Linked DNA regions of Homo sapiens: region 1 is linked to region 2. A link is an interaction called in ENCODE POLR2A ChIA-PET data of the cell type or tissue named here. Cell type or tissue: IMR-90. All regions are shown on one strand. Region 1 overlaps LAMA3 (laminin subunit alpha 3). Region 2 overlaps LAMA3 (laminin subunit alpha 3).

The links. ChIA-PET counts read pairs that join two places held together with the same protein. Peaks named below come from ENCODE experiments on the same cell type or tissue, not always from the same donor. Only the 100,000 strongest peaks of a DNase experiment are listed, where the experiment ranks them.
Region 1: POLR2A ChIA-PET joins it to region 2 with 12 read pairs; 3 of 35 experiments call an interaction of 5 or more read pairs at or near these places.

What each region holds. Positions count from the first base shown.
Region 1 is chr18:23,713,239-23,721,238 of GRCh38, reverse strand. LAMA3 (laminin subunit alpha 3) reads right to left here. Exons shown (of 75, transcript NM_198129.4): 2 at 7,167-7,319. Among named protein-coding and RNA genes, the nearest start is that of LAMA3, 28 kb to the right of the region's middle. RefSeq lists enhancers at 270-770, 771-1,271. In IMR-90, no CTCF peak of the experiment used is centred here; DNase peaks (open chromatin) are centred at 1,438, 2,828, 3,325 and 4,508; H3K27ac peaks cover 2,211 bases.
Region 2 is chr18:23,861,548-23,869,547 of GRCh38, reverse strand. LAMA3 (laminin subunit alpha 3) reads right to left here. Exons shown (of 75, transcript NM_198129.4): 35 at 7,741-7,902; 36 at 4,665-4,763; 37 at 1,631-1,714. Among named protein-coding and RNA genes, the nearest start is that of LINC02958, 120 kb to the left of the region's middle. In IMR-90, no CTCF peak of the experiment used is centred here; a DNase peak (open chromatin) is centred at 7,297; H3K27ac peaks cover 1,232 bases.

The DNA of each region.
Region 1 (8,000 bases), 150 kb after region 2:
TCTCCAGAGAAACAGAACCAATTGAATGTGTGTATATATACATATATACAGAGAAAGAGAGAGAGACTTTTTTTTTTAATAGAGGCAGGGTCTTACTCTGTCACCCAGGCTGGAGTTCACTGGTGCTATCATAGCTCACTACAGCCTCCAACTCCTGGGCTCAAGCAGTCCTCCCACCTTAGCCTCCTGAGTTGCTAGGACTACAAGTGTGTGCCACCATGCCTGGCTAATTATTTTATTTTTTTATAGAGAGGGGCTTTCACAGTGTTGCCCAGGCTGATCTTGAACTCCTGGCCTCAAGCAATCCTCCCACCTTGGCCTCCCAAAGTGCTGAGATTATAGACATGAGACACTGCACCCAGAATGAGTTTTTCATGTATTAAAAGAAAACACCTGATTTCCAGATTCTTCCTAATGTATAAATTACTTCAAAGCACCCCAAATTAACACTTTGAAGTTACTAAAGGACCATAAAGGATAATATTCTATCCCTAGTAGCCCAGAGGATTTTATTGGCACCTGTTTTTCTACCCACTAATGAATTGTTTGACTTCAAGGGCTGTGCCTCATGATGATGTTCATTAATAACACATTTATTGGCTCATGCCTGTAAACCCAGCACTTTGGGAGGCTGAGGTGGGTGGATCACGAGGTCAAGAAATCAAGATCATCCTGATCAACATGGTGAAACCCCATCACACTAAAAATACAAAAAAATTAGCTGGGTGTGGTGGTCCGTGCCTGTAGTCCCAGCTACTCGGGAGGCTGAGGCAGGAGAATCACTTGAACCTGGGAGGCAGAGGTTGCAGTCAGCCGAGATTGCGCCACTGCACTCCAGCCTGGTGACAGAGTGAGACTCCATCTCAAAAAAAACAAAAACAAAAACAAAAAAACACCATTTATTAATAGCAAAATTGTTCTAAATATAATCTTCTGTATTTTCTAATTTTGTTATAGCTATAAAATACTCTTAAAATGTTGCAGAGAGACTCAAGTGTCATAAATGGAACGAACCGTAATTAATTACAGAGCTAAAACTCTTCCACCCTCACCCAGAGATTTGGTCTCACAGCAATATGTTTCCATTACTACTATACCCTGGGAAAGTTCAGGCTGATGCTGAGTCATCCTTGGTTCATTCTACATTAACTCAGCAAATATTTATTAAACAACTATTGTATGCTAAACACTGTGCAAGATGTTGGAAGCAAAACATCATGTAGTGAACAGAACACAGTGAACAAAACAAGACATAGTCCCTGGCCTCCTGAAGCTTATAGTCTACACAATTCCTCAGGAATCCAGAAAGACTGGGTCAAAACCAAGAGCCATCCACCTTCTGGATTGGGCTGTGTCCACCCGGGGAACCAGCTGAGTCACCCTCCTTAGTGACCTCATCAGCCAACCATCTGTAGAGCCAAGTTAATCTCCAAAGTCCTCAAGCCCCAAAAGTATCAGAAACTAGCCCAGGCTTCCCTCCACATCTGAGTCAGCTACAAAGAATGTTTTGGATTCACCCACCAAAGTCTCATAAAAGTTGAAGGGAATCAGGAAAAAAAAAAAAAAAAAGATTCTAGAATGCAACTACATACTGAATTCACTCTCAGATGATTGGATCCTGTATTTGCATCTGGCTCCTGGGGAGTTCACTGTCTGTGATGAATTCATGAAAAATTAGAAAGGTAGAGTAATGGGGCATTTCTCCTGTGACCTATTAATATTTTTCCTTAAAATTTATAATGCAGTTTCCCCTATTACATTTAACCTTGGAGCTTTAGAAACAATTTCTGAATTTTCTATTTTTTGCATTTTAAATAACATTTTCATAGTATTTGCCTGTGTTAACACCTGCAGGGGGTTTCAGGGTCTCAATCTAGGCTTCCTTTCCTTATTTGTTTATTTATTTATTTAGAGATGGGGTCTCACTGAGTTGCCCAGGCTGGATTTAACTCCTGTGCTCAAGTGATCCTCGTGCCTCTGCCTCCTGAGTGGTTGGGGCTGCAGGTATGAACCACTATGTCCATCTGGACTCTCTTTCTTCTGTCTTAGTTTGGGCCCTCTCTAAAGCCCTGAGGCAAAGACTTGAGTAGAGGTAGTTTATTTAAGAGTTGACCTCAAGAAGCACAAACTGGGAAGAGAGGAACATAAGGGAGGGAGAAAAGCCAAAAATCAATGTGTTAATGAGTAGGCTGCCACCAGAGCAACCCAACCACGGCTCCATCCTACCAGGGACACTCTGAGGAATTATGTAGAAGGCACTTTAGAACTGGCCCATTGAGAGGCAGGGAAATGCGGTATTTTCCCACCAACTATCATCCCTCTTGGGATGAGGATTGCCCCTTGGGGCATTAAGTGCTGGGCTTGCAGGCTGCTCTAGACACAGCTTTTAGAAGCCTCTGTAAATCTAGAAAGAGCCTTCAGGCAGGAAGCAAAGTCAGATGCAGGCCCTTGAGATGGGACAAGGGAACAGGTGTGGGAACTATCCATCCCAGCTGCCACTCAGAGGGGGACCAGGGAGCTGTGGACATCACAGCCTTTGCCTCTACGAGGCCCAAAGGACCATCTCAGCAGCTCTGCTCCTGCAGCCACATCTGCTGTCTCCAGGCCTCACTCCCCCGCAGCCCTGCAGAGCAGGGGCAACGTCACCTTCTCTCCTCACACCTCCATCCTCTGAAGCCAACACTCAGTCCTTTTCAGGGCTTGATGTTGGGGGTGAGGGATTGTCTTTGTTTATTTTTACTACTAACAGGTTTAAATAACAAAATAATACTCTTGGAAACATTACACATTGCATACAAGCCTCAAAATTCTTCAGATAATTTTGTTGTTGTTCCCTGGAACACAATGAGTCAGGCTTGCTCTGCGGGGGCTGAAGTCATGGACCATAGGAACTCCCTCCGCACCCACCTCCTCATGTTTTTCTCTATACCTCACCCTGGGGAGGGAGCTGGAAGGTGAACATAGGGAGCCCATAGAATAGAACTCTGGAGTTTGGATTCTGGAGGAAGTCCAGAGTGTATATGTAGATCCCACCACTACACCTTCCGATCTCACGGGAGAGATCTCCAAAGCCCATGCCCTACCAGGAATCCAGGCAGAACAAAGCTTCCTAGATTCCAAAGATTCTCCTTTTAAAAACTGGACATCTACATGCTTTAAATGTAAAAATGAACTCATTATATCTGGCCAGATGATACAAAAGCTTCCTGAAAGACATCGTGTTCTCATTCTATAGCCTGAAACTACTGCATAATGTATAATTAAATGAACTTGAACAACCCCGGAAAGTATGATGCCTCTAGTGAATCACAGAACTGTCCTACATTTACCACGTTTTAAGGGGAAACTGTCCTTTAAGATCAAGTCTGTGGACCAGGCACGGTGACTCATGCCTGTAATCCCAGCACTTTGGGAGGCCGAGATGGGTGGATCACAAGGTCAGGAGTTCGAGACCAGCCTGGCCAACATGGTGAAACCCTGTCTCTACTAAAAAAAAAAAAAAAAAAAAAAAAAAAAAATTTAGCCAGGCATGGTGGTGGGCACCTGTAATCCCAGCTATTTGGGAGGCTGAGGTAAGGCAATCACTTGAACCTGGGAGACGGAGGTTGCAGTGAGCTGATATCACGCCACTGCACTCCAGCTTGGGTGACAGAGTGAGACTCTGTCTCAAAAAAAAAAAAAAAAAAAAAAAAAAAAGATCAAGTCCAGAAGGTAATGTTTTTATTTGTCAAACTTATTGGCCAAAAAAATAACAATGAAAAACACCAACTAGTCTAAAAGAAAACAAGACCCTCACAACAGCATAAGCTGTCAAATTGACAACAGCACATCAAAATCAAATTTCAGTTCTTAGCAGGTGAAGTGATTTTGTAGTAACAAATTTATGATCTGCATTTTATTTCTCAACCATGCCTCAAAATTCCCACTTCTCTCCCTCTAAGGTCTTAATGTTACTATTAATTATGAAATCTAACCTCTCAGTGACATTCTCATGGTTAATTCCAGCAAAAGGAAGAAAACACAGATCTTACCAATGGGGCAAAAAATAGGAATCTTACAAGACACAACATGCTTGTTAAAACATGTCATGCTCCAACACAGAAGAGGAAAGAAATGTCTTCAGTCTGACATAACTGATCATGCTTTTCCTGCTCCTAGACTTTCTTAGAATATTTTCTACAGTATTATAGGTAGTGTTTTCTAGAGGCACAAATGTGATCAGTCTGTTCTTTTTAATGAGAGTTTATTAAAGTTCACTTTATTTTATTAAATAAAAAATACGACTGCTCTAAAGAAGTTTTAAATGAAGCAATTAACTCATTTAGAACTCATAATAATCTTATGAGGGATGCACAATTATCTCATTTTATAAATGAGGAAACTGAGGCAGGGAGCAGAAAAATATATTTGTTAAGGCCACACAGCAAGTGAGCAGAGCAATCAGGACAAACTGGCCAGGCTGACTCCAGAACCCACATTCTCAGCAGCCTCGCAGAGCAGAGCGGGTGGGTGGACACAGGCCTTATGCATATGCATGCCATGACTCACGTTTGTCAGCAACCAGCAAAGTACTGAACTGTTCCTATGTTGATGTTTTCTTAATTGTCTTAATTAGGGAATTTTTCAGTACATCAAAAGGAGGCTTTTAAAGTAGGTTTAAAAAAAAAGTTCTAAAGAAAAAAGAACAAGCCAGCAGACATGGGTAAGTTCAGTATGGGTCATTTTGAAGGATTAAAATTCCCTGTTACCTATAAAAACCCTCAGTTAAATAAGCGATATAGGCCAGTCACGGTGGCTTACGCCTGTAATCTTAGTACTTTGGGAGGCCTAGGTGGGCGGATTGCCTGAGCTCAGTAATTCAAGACCAGCCTGGGCAACATGGTGAAACCCTGTCTCTACTTAAAATACAAAAAGTTAGCCAGGCATGGTGGCACATGCCTGTAGTCCCAGCTACTTGGGAGGCTGACGCACCAGAATCACTTGAGCGTGGGAGGCAGAGGTTGCAGTAAGCCGAGATTGCACCACTGCACTTCAGCCTGAGCAATAGAGTGAGACCCTGTCTAAAAAAAAAAAAATCGATATGGTAGGTAATTCTTGGTTAGTATTGTCAGAAGCTACTGAATGAATGCTAGTGGTTAGGTATCAGAGGGATAAGACTAACTTATAGTTGAAAGGAGGCTTATTAGAGTCTTTTGAACCATGAAGGCTCTCTGTGAATTCCTGCAGACACAAATTAATGGTGAAAATATTCTCAGGAGAGGTCTAATTTAGCACAACACATGGACTAAAGAGGTTGAAAGCCCTTCTGTCACAAAACTGCCCAATCGAAATGAAAAGAACACATTCATTCTAAGAAATCTCAGTATCATTCCATTTCTATGCTATGGGATGCATTTACCTTTTTCTTTCTTTCAAGTAGTATTTTTTATATGAACTGTACTCTATGCTTAACTGTTCCCAGCAAAAAGAATAGTATAAACATTAATATTAGTATTAGCATTAGTTTTAGTATTAGTATCAACATAACAAACTCAGTTATGAAAATGTTCTAATAATAGCTACAGTCTTCTTCCTGCTGTTTACGTTACCATCTGCACACAAGCACACAAGCATGTTGCTATCTCTATCATAAACAAAGAAATCTCTTTACCTGGCTTTTCAATGATTCTCCTCCATTTCTTTTTGCCCCATTGAGCAGAACTCTTAAAATTGATTTCTGTATTAGGTACTTCAATTCCTCTCACATTCTCTCTTAATTTCCCTACAGTTAACTTTTCAATGCTCTCTTATCAAAGTCACCAGTGATCTCCACACTGGCAAATCCAATGGTCATTTGCTGCTCAGTTATCAGTGTTTTGCTATTTGGCTTATCAATGGCATTTGACACAGTTATTTTCTCCCTCCTTTTTTTTTTTCTTGAAACACTCTCTTTCCATGAATCCTTTTTTTTTTAACAGTTTTATTGAGATACAATTCACATACCATACTGTTCACCCATCTAAAGTGTACATGCCAATGGTCTTCGGCATATTCACAGAGTTGTCCAACCATCATCATCATCAATTTTAGAACATTTTCATCACCCTCTCTCCAAAAACATACCTATTATTAGTCACGCCCCAATTTCCTCCAAAACCCCTAGCCCTAGACAACCACTAAGCTACTTTTCTCTCTATAGATTTGCCTATCAGGACATTCCATATAAATGGAATCATATAAGATAGTCTTTTATTTCCAGCTTCTTTCACTTTCCCTGATGTTTTCAAGACCTTAAAAAATCATGCCAAGTTAAAGAAGCCAGTCACAAAAAGACAAATACTATATGATTCCACTTATATGAGCTTCCTAGAGTTGTCAATTCACAGTAAGAGAAGTAGAATGTTGGCTGCGAGCGGCAGGAGAAAGGGGAATGGGGAGTTGCTGTTTAATGGGAACAGAGTTTCAGTTTTGCAAGATGAAAAGGGTTCTAGAGATGGATGACGGCGATGGTTGCACAATGATGCCAATGTACATAATGCCACTGAACCATATACTTAAAAATGGTTAGGATGACAAATTTTATGTTGTGTCTCTTTTACCACAATTAAAAATAATAATAAAAATATCTTTGCCAATGAAACTATTTACAATTATTTTTTAATCTCATTTAATAGACAGGGATGGGCATCTATCTGCATGCTGCCAGGCACTGTTCCGGGCTTTGTTTTTGTTTTCGTTTTGAGATGGAGTCTCTCTCTGTTGCCCAGGCTGGAGTGCAGTGGCGCGATCTTGGCTCACTGCAACCTCCACCTCCCAGGTTCAAGCAATTCTCCTGCCTCAGCCTCCCAAGTAGCTGGGATTACACGCATCCGCCACCACACCCGGCTAATTTTTGTATTTGTAGTAGAGATGGGGTTTCACCATGTTGATCAGGCTGGTCTCAAACTCCTGACTTCAAGTGATCCACCCACCTCGGCGTCCCAAAGTGCTGGGATTACAGGCATGAGCCACTGTGCCTGGCCTATTCTGGGTTTAAGGGAAGCAAATGTTAATGTAACAGGTTTAACAATGATGAGGGGATTAAAACTGAAGTTTGTTTTTTTTTTACAATAATTATTATATCAGAAATCCCCATAGAAACAGTGATCTAAGCTCATGTTCCCATTCCAGTTAAAAGTGTAGCTCACCTGCCCCAGATCCAAGGTGAGGTTGACTCTGTTGTACTGTGTGCCTGAGGACAGGGGAGGGCTTTGCCACCAACGTTCAGATCCATCGATGGCATTGGTGACAGGATGTGCTTTCCTGGGGTCTTCAGAATTGCAATAGTCACAGAACTGGCCCTGAAAAAAAAAAAGTGGGTTTTTTTTGTTTTTTGTTTTTTATTTTTTTACTTTCAAGTAATTTTTTCTTATCCATATAGCAAATACAGGGAACCAAACAAAGACTATCTTATACAGCTTAGAGAAGTCAGCTGTTAAAATTCACTGGAATGTATTCTGAAACAGTAGTAAGGCTTTCTCTTTTTCATTTATCTTAAACCTTATCACCGATTTATGCCTCTGATTATGGTGTTTTTAGGATATGGGGTCTATTTATCTTCCATCTTTACAGCTATGTTTTTGTTTCATACAACACTTCAAGAAGAGCCTGTTGTATTTGGGATGAAAAGAGGTTTTCACTTCAACAAATCCACTTCACTCATTAAGTCATCCTCTGTGCAATTCTGTGTGCGGCACTGGGGTACAAAAAAGATCCCTCCCCACAGTCCCAGTGGTGCATCAAGGATCCAAACAACCATCAGGGAAGGGGTGTACAGCAAGTGCCTCCATGGAGTAGATGGCTGTGGCCAATGGCGGTAGATATTCCATGGTGAAAGAGAAGGCATGTCCAGTGCCTGGGAGGACGGATAGGACTTTGGTAAGTGGCAGTGAGCACAAACAGGGAAAGCATTCCAGGTAGAGGAACCAGCACGAGCAAGGGCACAGGGGCCGGCTGGTCTTGTTTCACCTTTGAGGGCAAGC
Region 2 (8,000 bases):
ATTTACATACAATAATATTCCCTCATTTTAAGCATACAATTTGTAATAAATTTACGGAAGCATGCAAACATCATCATAATGTAATTTTAGAACATTTCTATTACCTTAAGAAGAACCCTTGTGTCAATTTGTAGTCACTACCCATTACCACCCTCAAACCCAGGCAACCACTAATCTACATTCTGTCTCTATGCATGTGTCCATGCTGGACGATTTATATAAATGCCAGCTTAATTTCAACAGTATACAAAAACTTTGTTTCTATTAGTATCATTCCCTCCTCTTCTCTGGTATGTTACTATCATATAAATTGCATCTTTATACATTGTGTGCCATTTCCAGATGGCTGCAAGGCTTTGAGTAATTTCCAGAGTTCTGAAAACGTTGATTCTGAACTTTTTTTCCCTGTTTGCCAGTTCTCTCATTGCTTTTATGAAGGACAGAATTTTTAGAGATTCTCTATCATTTTACTGATATCACCTGTCTCACATAAATAGAATCATACAATATGATACTTTTTTTGTGTCTTATAGCAAGTATCAATATTTTGTTTCTTTTATTGCCAGATAGTATTCCATTGTATAGATGTACCTTTTCAGAAACATTAAAATATGTCTGCAAGTTCAAAGTACTCAAAAAGTTTCACCTAGAGGTACTGGTCATATTTAATAATATAAATGGAACACTATTTTTAAGGAATAGTTGTAACCAAATAAGTATAACAAAAGTTTTATGATCTGATGAGCTTTCCTTTATTTTGCTAGTATTACTCTTATTTCTTTGGATGTAAAACATTTTCATAGCTTTTCTATTCATTCATCCTAAGCATATGTTGAACATTAACCAGGTCTCAGGCACTGAGGGAGACCTGAGGATGACAGAGAGCTATGTCATAGCATTTATAAGCTCACAGGTTTTTTGTTTGTTTGTTTGTTTGAGACAGGGTCTCACTCTGTTGCCCAGGCTGGAGTGCAGTAGCGTGACCATGGCTCACTGCAGCTTCGACCTCCTGGGCTCAAACGATCCTCCCATCTCAGCTTCCCAAGTAGCTGGGATTACAGGCACACCCCACCATGCCTATTGAATTTTGCTTTTGTGCAGACAGAGTTTTGCCATCTTGCCCAGGCTGACTCATGGGGTTTTTAAGATATGGATAATTAATTGTGAAATGGGAGAGAAAGTGTAAAAAGGCTGGACAGATGGTACCAAGAAAGCCACATGGGCATCAAACACTCCACATTTTATATAATTCATGTTTTGAATCTATACAAGTTGGGTATCTCTGAAATGTTTGTGACCAGAAGTGATCCAAGTTTCAGAATTTTTTTTCTATTTTGGAACATTTGCATTGTATTTACCCACTGAGAATTTCTAATCTGAAAATCTGAAAGCTGAAATGCTCCAGTGAGCATTTCCTTTGAGTGTCATGTTGGTGCTCAAAATAGTTTGCGTTTTGGGGCATTTTGGATTTTGGATTTTCAGATTAAGGATGCTCAACCTGTATATATAAACATATTTATATAAATAGAATCCATATTTTACAATTCTTAAAATGAGTAAAAATCATGATTGTCTGAAATAATTAAGTCACAAAACAGAAAGGACCATCCTATGGTTGCTCTTCCTTTACCTCGACCACGTGCACTCGTCCATGATGCAGCCGGTCTGGCCGTGGGGTGTTTGTCTCCTCATAGATGATGGACATGTGCTGACCCTGTTTAAAGAAAACCATGAATGTGTTAGTACCTTCACTGGGATCTTTCAAGATTTATAACTGATCTAAGAAAACATTTCTATGGTCTACATCATATGACATACCTGACTTAAAAAAATAGTTCAGAATTAACTGACTGGTAAAAATATTAGTGACATGGAAACAGAATAATTATAAGTAACACAGTGTCTTTTCACAAATAGGAAATCAGGAAAATTGCCTTGGACAAAAATAGCTTAAAAAGATGGAATTTCTTTTTTTTTTCTTTTTTTTTTTTTTTTGGCAGGGATGGAATCTCACTCTCTTGCCCAGGCTGGAGTGAAATGGCACAACCTTGGCTCACTGCAACCTCTGGCATCCGGGTTCAAGCGATTCTCCTGCCTTAGCCTCCCTAGTAGCTAGGATTACAGGTGCTCACCACCACACCCTTCTTATTTTTGTATTTTTAGTAGTTTCACCATGTTGGCCAGGCTGGTATCAAACTCCTGACCTCAAGTGATCCACCTGTCTTGGCCTCCCGCAGTGCTGGGATTACAGGTGTGGGCCACTGCACCTGGCAGAAAAAAAAATTTTTTAAACTATGCCTTGCAGTCAATGCAGGAAGTGCTGTTTTCATTACTGGCCACCGAACCAGCCTGCGGTGGGAAGAAAGTGCTTTGGTGGGTGGGTTACTGAGGAGGGTGGGGAGGGCAGAGGGTTGGCACATGCAGGGAGCTGCAGCTGGCATGTGGAGCGAAAAATTCCCCTGCTGCCTCCCCCTGTGGGACCCAGCCTCACTCGCTCTCAGCCTCCAGCCCACCCCATTATGGTGGCTCACATGTGCATCTTAACAGGGCAAGGTGGGGTGGCCAGCACTACTGCATCAGCACCCTACCATCAGCAACCCTGCTGCAAAAACACACACATGTCCCAGCTTTTCTGCTGTAGCACAAAACCCTAAAGGTGTTTGGTATTTCATTAGGGCTGGTATTTCAGAAAGAAGGCCATTACCTAGGATCACATATCATTTAAAACCTTAATCTAAGAAACATGCCCTAGAGGCTCTTAATTACAGTGGATTAGAACAAAGCAGCAGGGAAAATGTTTTGTGAGCCTAAATTATTTTCCATGTTTGAAGGTAAAATTAAACAGAAAATTTGGTCATTACCTCTCAGTGAATTCTAATGGTTTGCACAATAAACTCTTTGGCAGTAAAAAAATACGCCTGGCCTGAACTACAAGATGCTCTGCAAAAACATGAAACTGAAATACAGCACTGCTGTGACTGTGTTTTTACTGTGTAGCTATTTTTCCTTAGACTATAACTCTAAAATCTTTGCTGCTTTATCTTCAAGATATTCTGCAAAGGTTCCTTGGAGTTTTTAAAACAGTTTAGTAGATTTGCATACCAGTAAAAACAAAGCAACACAGCAGTGCCTGAACACAAATATCTACCAAGAATATGCTGTGATGAGGTGTGTGTGACTTGCTGGTCCCTGTATACAGTACATGACATGAGAAAACCTTTCCCAAAGCTATCATTACATCGCATTAATCACACCCAATAAACCAGAAATAGAGCCGACTTCAGGCAGTGGCACCCTACCCTATGTTTAGGGTATTATGCCCTGTGTCGTGGGGAATTCAAAGTAGGATGTGATACTACCCTTGCCCTCAAGGAATTTTCTAGACTGCCGCACTGGATTGTGTGCCAGGCACATAGTGTGTGGATGTTGTTACTTCCTTTCTCAAAAAACAAACGTCCCCTCAGTGGTGGGTGGACTACTTGAGGTCAGGAGTTTGAGACCACCCTGGCCAACATGGTGAAACCCCATCTCTAAAGAAAATACAAAAATTAGCCGGGCATGGTGGCCCATGCCTATTATCCCAGCTACTCAGGAGGCTGAGGCAAGAGAATTGCTTGAACCAGGGAGGCAGACTAAAAATCCTGTTATAGCATCAAACCCTTCCAGACTTGTTTTCAATGACTCTGCACACACTGATGATACAGCCCCATTGGACTGGTCATCCATGAGCACAGCCTCCTGCCCTGTACCACCCCCGAGTCCTGTTAGCCTTTGTCCCTGCCCCTGGAAGGGCACTTCTCTTCTTATGCCCATTCTTAAAGACTTAGCTCAAAATGAACCACAAAGTCTTCTAAGGGCCTCTCAGACCACATGACTCCCATTCCCCCTACCCAGACCCCAGCACTGAGAGGGCCCTGTTTGGCTCTCCTCCAATAGTTACCATTCAGTGGGTTGGAGTTCCTGGCATATTTCTCTAATCTCCCCTCCTTTTGAGAAAAGGGGTCACCTGTCCTTTACAGAGTCCAACAATATGATCTTGCCCCGTGGTAAGGATTCAAAGACATTTATGAAACAAAATTGAAAGATAGAAACATAAAAAATGCTTAATATGTGGCTGGACATGTGGCTCACGCCTGTAATCCCAGAGCTTTGGGAGGCTGAGCAGGGAGAATTGCTTGAGCCTAGGAGTTTGAGGCCAGCCTGGGCAACATAGTGAGATCCTATCTCTACAAAAATTAAAATTAAAAACTCCTCAGCTGGCCATGGTGGTGTGTGCCTATAACTCCAGTGCTTGGGGAGGCCAAGGCAGGAGGATTGCTTGAGGCCAGGAGTTCAACTCCAACCTGGGCAACACAGTGAGACCCTGTCTCTACAAAGATAAAAAAAGTTCAAAAAAAGTTTAACATGAGGCAGTAACTTGTGAGAGGCAAAAGCAAAATACGGTTAAGTACTTTGGAGGCAGAGAAGACAGACAACATTTGGTCAGAGGAGGCAGGATCCTGAAAAGATGTTACATGCTTTCAACTTTCATTTAGTTTCTGCAAAATATTGGAAATGATTTAATCTAAACTTTTTGTAGGCCACATATCAAGATGTCCTAAATTTAGATCAGCACCAACTGCAACTGCCACTTCCTGCCACTTAGGTCATGCTCTGATACCTACAGTGAGCTGTACATCCGGCTTCTTTTCCAGAAGAACCATGTCGCCAGGCAAGCCAAAGGACTTGGCTTGGTAAGTGAGGTAACCACCATATGAAGAAACCTAAAATGGAATTAATAGCATCAATAGCACAAGCATTAAAAGAGATGATGTCAACATCAACCCGCATGAAAAGCACTTAGGCACACAAGGTGTGGAAAGAAACACACTCGACCTGGTAACAAGGGTTGTATCTAGGAGGTGGGGTTGAGGATGGTATTTTTTCTACTTTATGCTATTTTTAATGTCATTTGAAATGTTTAGCATGAACATGATTGAGTTTTACAAGCAAGAAGATACCTTTATTAAAAGGAAAAATATGGCTGGGTGTAGTAGCTCATGCCTATAATCCCACACTTTGGGAAGCCGAGGCAGAAGGATCACTTGAGGTCAGGAATTAGGGACCAGCCAGGGCAATACAGCGAGACCCTGTCTCTACAAAAATATTTAAAAATTAGTCAGGTGTGGTGGTGCACACCTGTAGTCCCAGTTACTCAGGAAGCTGAGGTGGAAAGATCGCTTGAGCCCAGGAGTTTGAGGCTGCAGTGAGCTATTATTGTACCACTGCAGTGCAGCTTGGGCAACAGGGCAAGACCCTGTCTCTTTTAAAAAAAAAAAAAAATGAAAGAAAGAAAAGAAAGAAAGTAAGAAAAATAATAGTCGTGTTCCTTTTTTTTTCTAGATGATTACTAAACCAAAATGTTTATTTAATCCACAACTATTCTAGGAAATCTAGGCCATTGGTTTCTTTTTTAACTGAGAGAACTGGATAATATCTATCAGTCACAAAATAACCTCTAAAAATAAATTTTCTCCAAAAACAATTCTCCTGAAAGCAGATGGTGAACATTTCCCAAATTATTGTGAGTTCTGCTGTGTACAGTAGCCATGGCTGACAACTCCAGCAGGTGCACAGACCTCTCAATGTCCCACAAGCAGCATGATGGTGGTGAGGACATGGAGTGAATGGTCAGTTTTCTGACAGCTACTTCACACCTTGGGTCCTGACACCTCCCATCCTTTAAGTAAAACACAATCAAGAAGGAAGAAGTGACAGAAGGATGAAAATCACAGGCAAGGTCACCTCTGATTAGACAGAACAAAATAACCTATAGGAAAATGCCAACAACTTAGAGCAGGCAGGGGAAAGAAGCCACGCTCTTCTAGGATCCCATTCAACAGAAGCTTTTCCCTAGAGTCTGTAACCTGACAAAGCCTTACAGAGCTTTGATCTTCAAGCCTGGAAGTATTCCAAGGCAATGTCTTGAATTATTATTGTGATTTAAGTATTGCTTTTTTGATGGGCTTAAAGTGGTTTTAAAAACATGGCCACAAATTCTTTGCACTCCTGCCTTCAAGAGGTGGGGCTTAATTCCCCCTCCTCCTTTTTGTTTTGTTTTGTTGAGATGGAGTCTCGCTCTGTCGCCCAGGCTGGAGTCCAATGGCTCGAGCTCAGTTCATTGCAACCTCCGCCTCCCAGGTTCAAATGATTCTCCTGGCTCAGCCTCCTGAGTAGCTGGGACTACAGGCGCCTGCCGCCATGCCCAGCTAATTTTTGTATTTTTAGTAAAAACAGGTGTTTCATCATGTTAGCCAGACTGGTCTCAAACTCCTGACCTCAGATGATCCGCTTGTCTCGGCCTCCCAAAGTGCTGGGATTACAGGCGTGAGCCACCAAATTCCCCTCCCTTTGAGTGTGGGCTGGGCTTAGTGACTTGCTGCTAATGAATAGAATAAAGGAGAAGTGAGGGCATGGCAGTTCTGAAATTAGGTTACAAAAACACTGCAGCTTCTGTCTTGAGCTAGCTCTCTCTCTCTCTCTCTCTTTCTCTCTCTCTCTCTCTCCCCCACCCTGTTACCCACCCCCCATAAGTTGCTTTGGGGGAAGCCAGCTGTCATGTCATGAGGACCCTCAGGTAGCCTATGGAGGGTCTCACGTGATGAGAAATGGAGGCTTCCAGCCCACAGCTAGCCAGAAGCAGAGGCCTGCTAACAGCCATGTGGGTGAGCTTGGAAGCAGATGCTGCAGTCCCAGGGGACTACAGCCCTGGTTGACATCTTGACAGTAACCTAGGAAGACTCTGGGCCATCCCCTCCTGAATTCCTCATCCAAGATAATCATTACTGCTTTAAGCTGCGAAGTGTTGGAGTAATTTGTTACATAGCAATAGATAATCAACACATGGGCCCGTCATATAGCGGTAAAGAGGAGTATTAAGTGAAAGAGAAGTGGGATCATAGAAGAGAGGCAACATTTCCCACACTCAGATGTCAAAACCCACAGTCCTTCACCCAGAAGACAAAGTTAGAGACCTCAGGCCAACAAGGCCCTATTATTTTAGTCTTCCTAATGTGAGAATTTGGCATCCCCTGAGCCAGGCCCTGTGAAATCCACCCGTTAGCAAGTTCCACCCTTGCTAAGAAACATATGTCACCTCATGTTTCCACATGAGGCCTGCATTTCTGTCCTCATAAAATGGATGGAGGTGGCCAGCCTCTGGCATAATAACTCTTGCAGCAAAGGAAGAGCAAGTGGTTTGTAAGTTCCTGAGGAGTGTGTAACTATGTGATTCTACTTAGGAAAGTCGAACTGCCACCAGATCCTGTGTTTCTTTTAATAAGCTTGTGAGTCACTTGTTAGCTTTCGTTTTCCTAACAAAGAGGCTTTCTTCTGCCTTAAAATAAAGAATTCTCAGCATTGGCATTTAAAAGCACGCATGTCCCATTTGCAATAGATAGTATTTAAATGGTTATTTCCCTGGAGGAAAATTCTTTGACATTAGGTAAAAACTGAGAAAAACATTGTGGGTGATTTCCTTTGCTGGTAGCTCATGCATGGCAATGGTGGGGCGCAGTGTGTGCCTGCTCAGCCCCTCACAGCAGGAGGCAGGGTCTCTTCCTCACTTTTAGTTCAGCTCATTTCTGGAACGTTAGTAACCTGAACTGCTGGATGCTTCCTTCCAGATTTCCAGGAAATGATGCTCATGCAGCAATAGCAGAGGCCCACTGAGGGCCCAGAAGAACAGCAGGACATCATTACCTTGTCCCCCAGGTAGGAGGTGGGTGCGACCCAGGACGCGCTGTGGATGGTTGCGGGCAGCTCCTGGAGATCCGCCACCATACTGTTGCTGCCTGGGTTGAAAGAGACAGGGATGTCCACTCTGTCTGCTGTCTCCAGGTGCCAGCCCAGCATATCCACAAACTGGAAAGAGGGAGAGAAGCAAGGGATGGAAACGTCTTGGTCGTGGCATCCCTGGGGTGATGGGTGCATGATGTACTACAGAAAGCTCCACGGGCAGC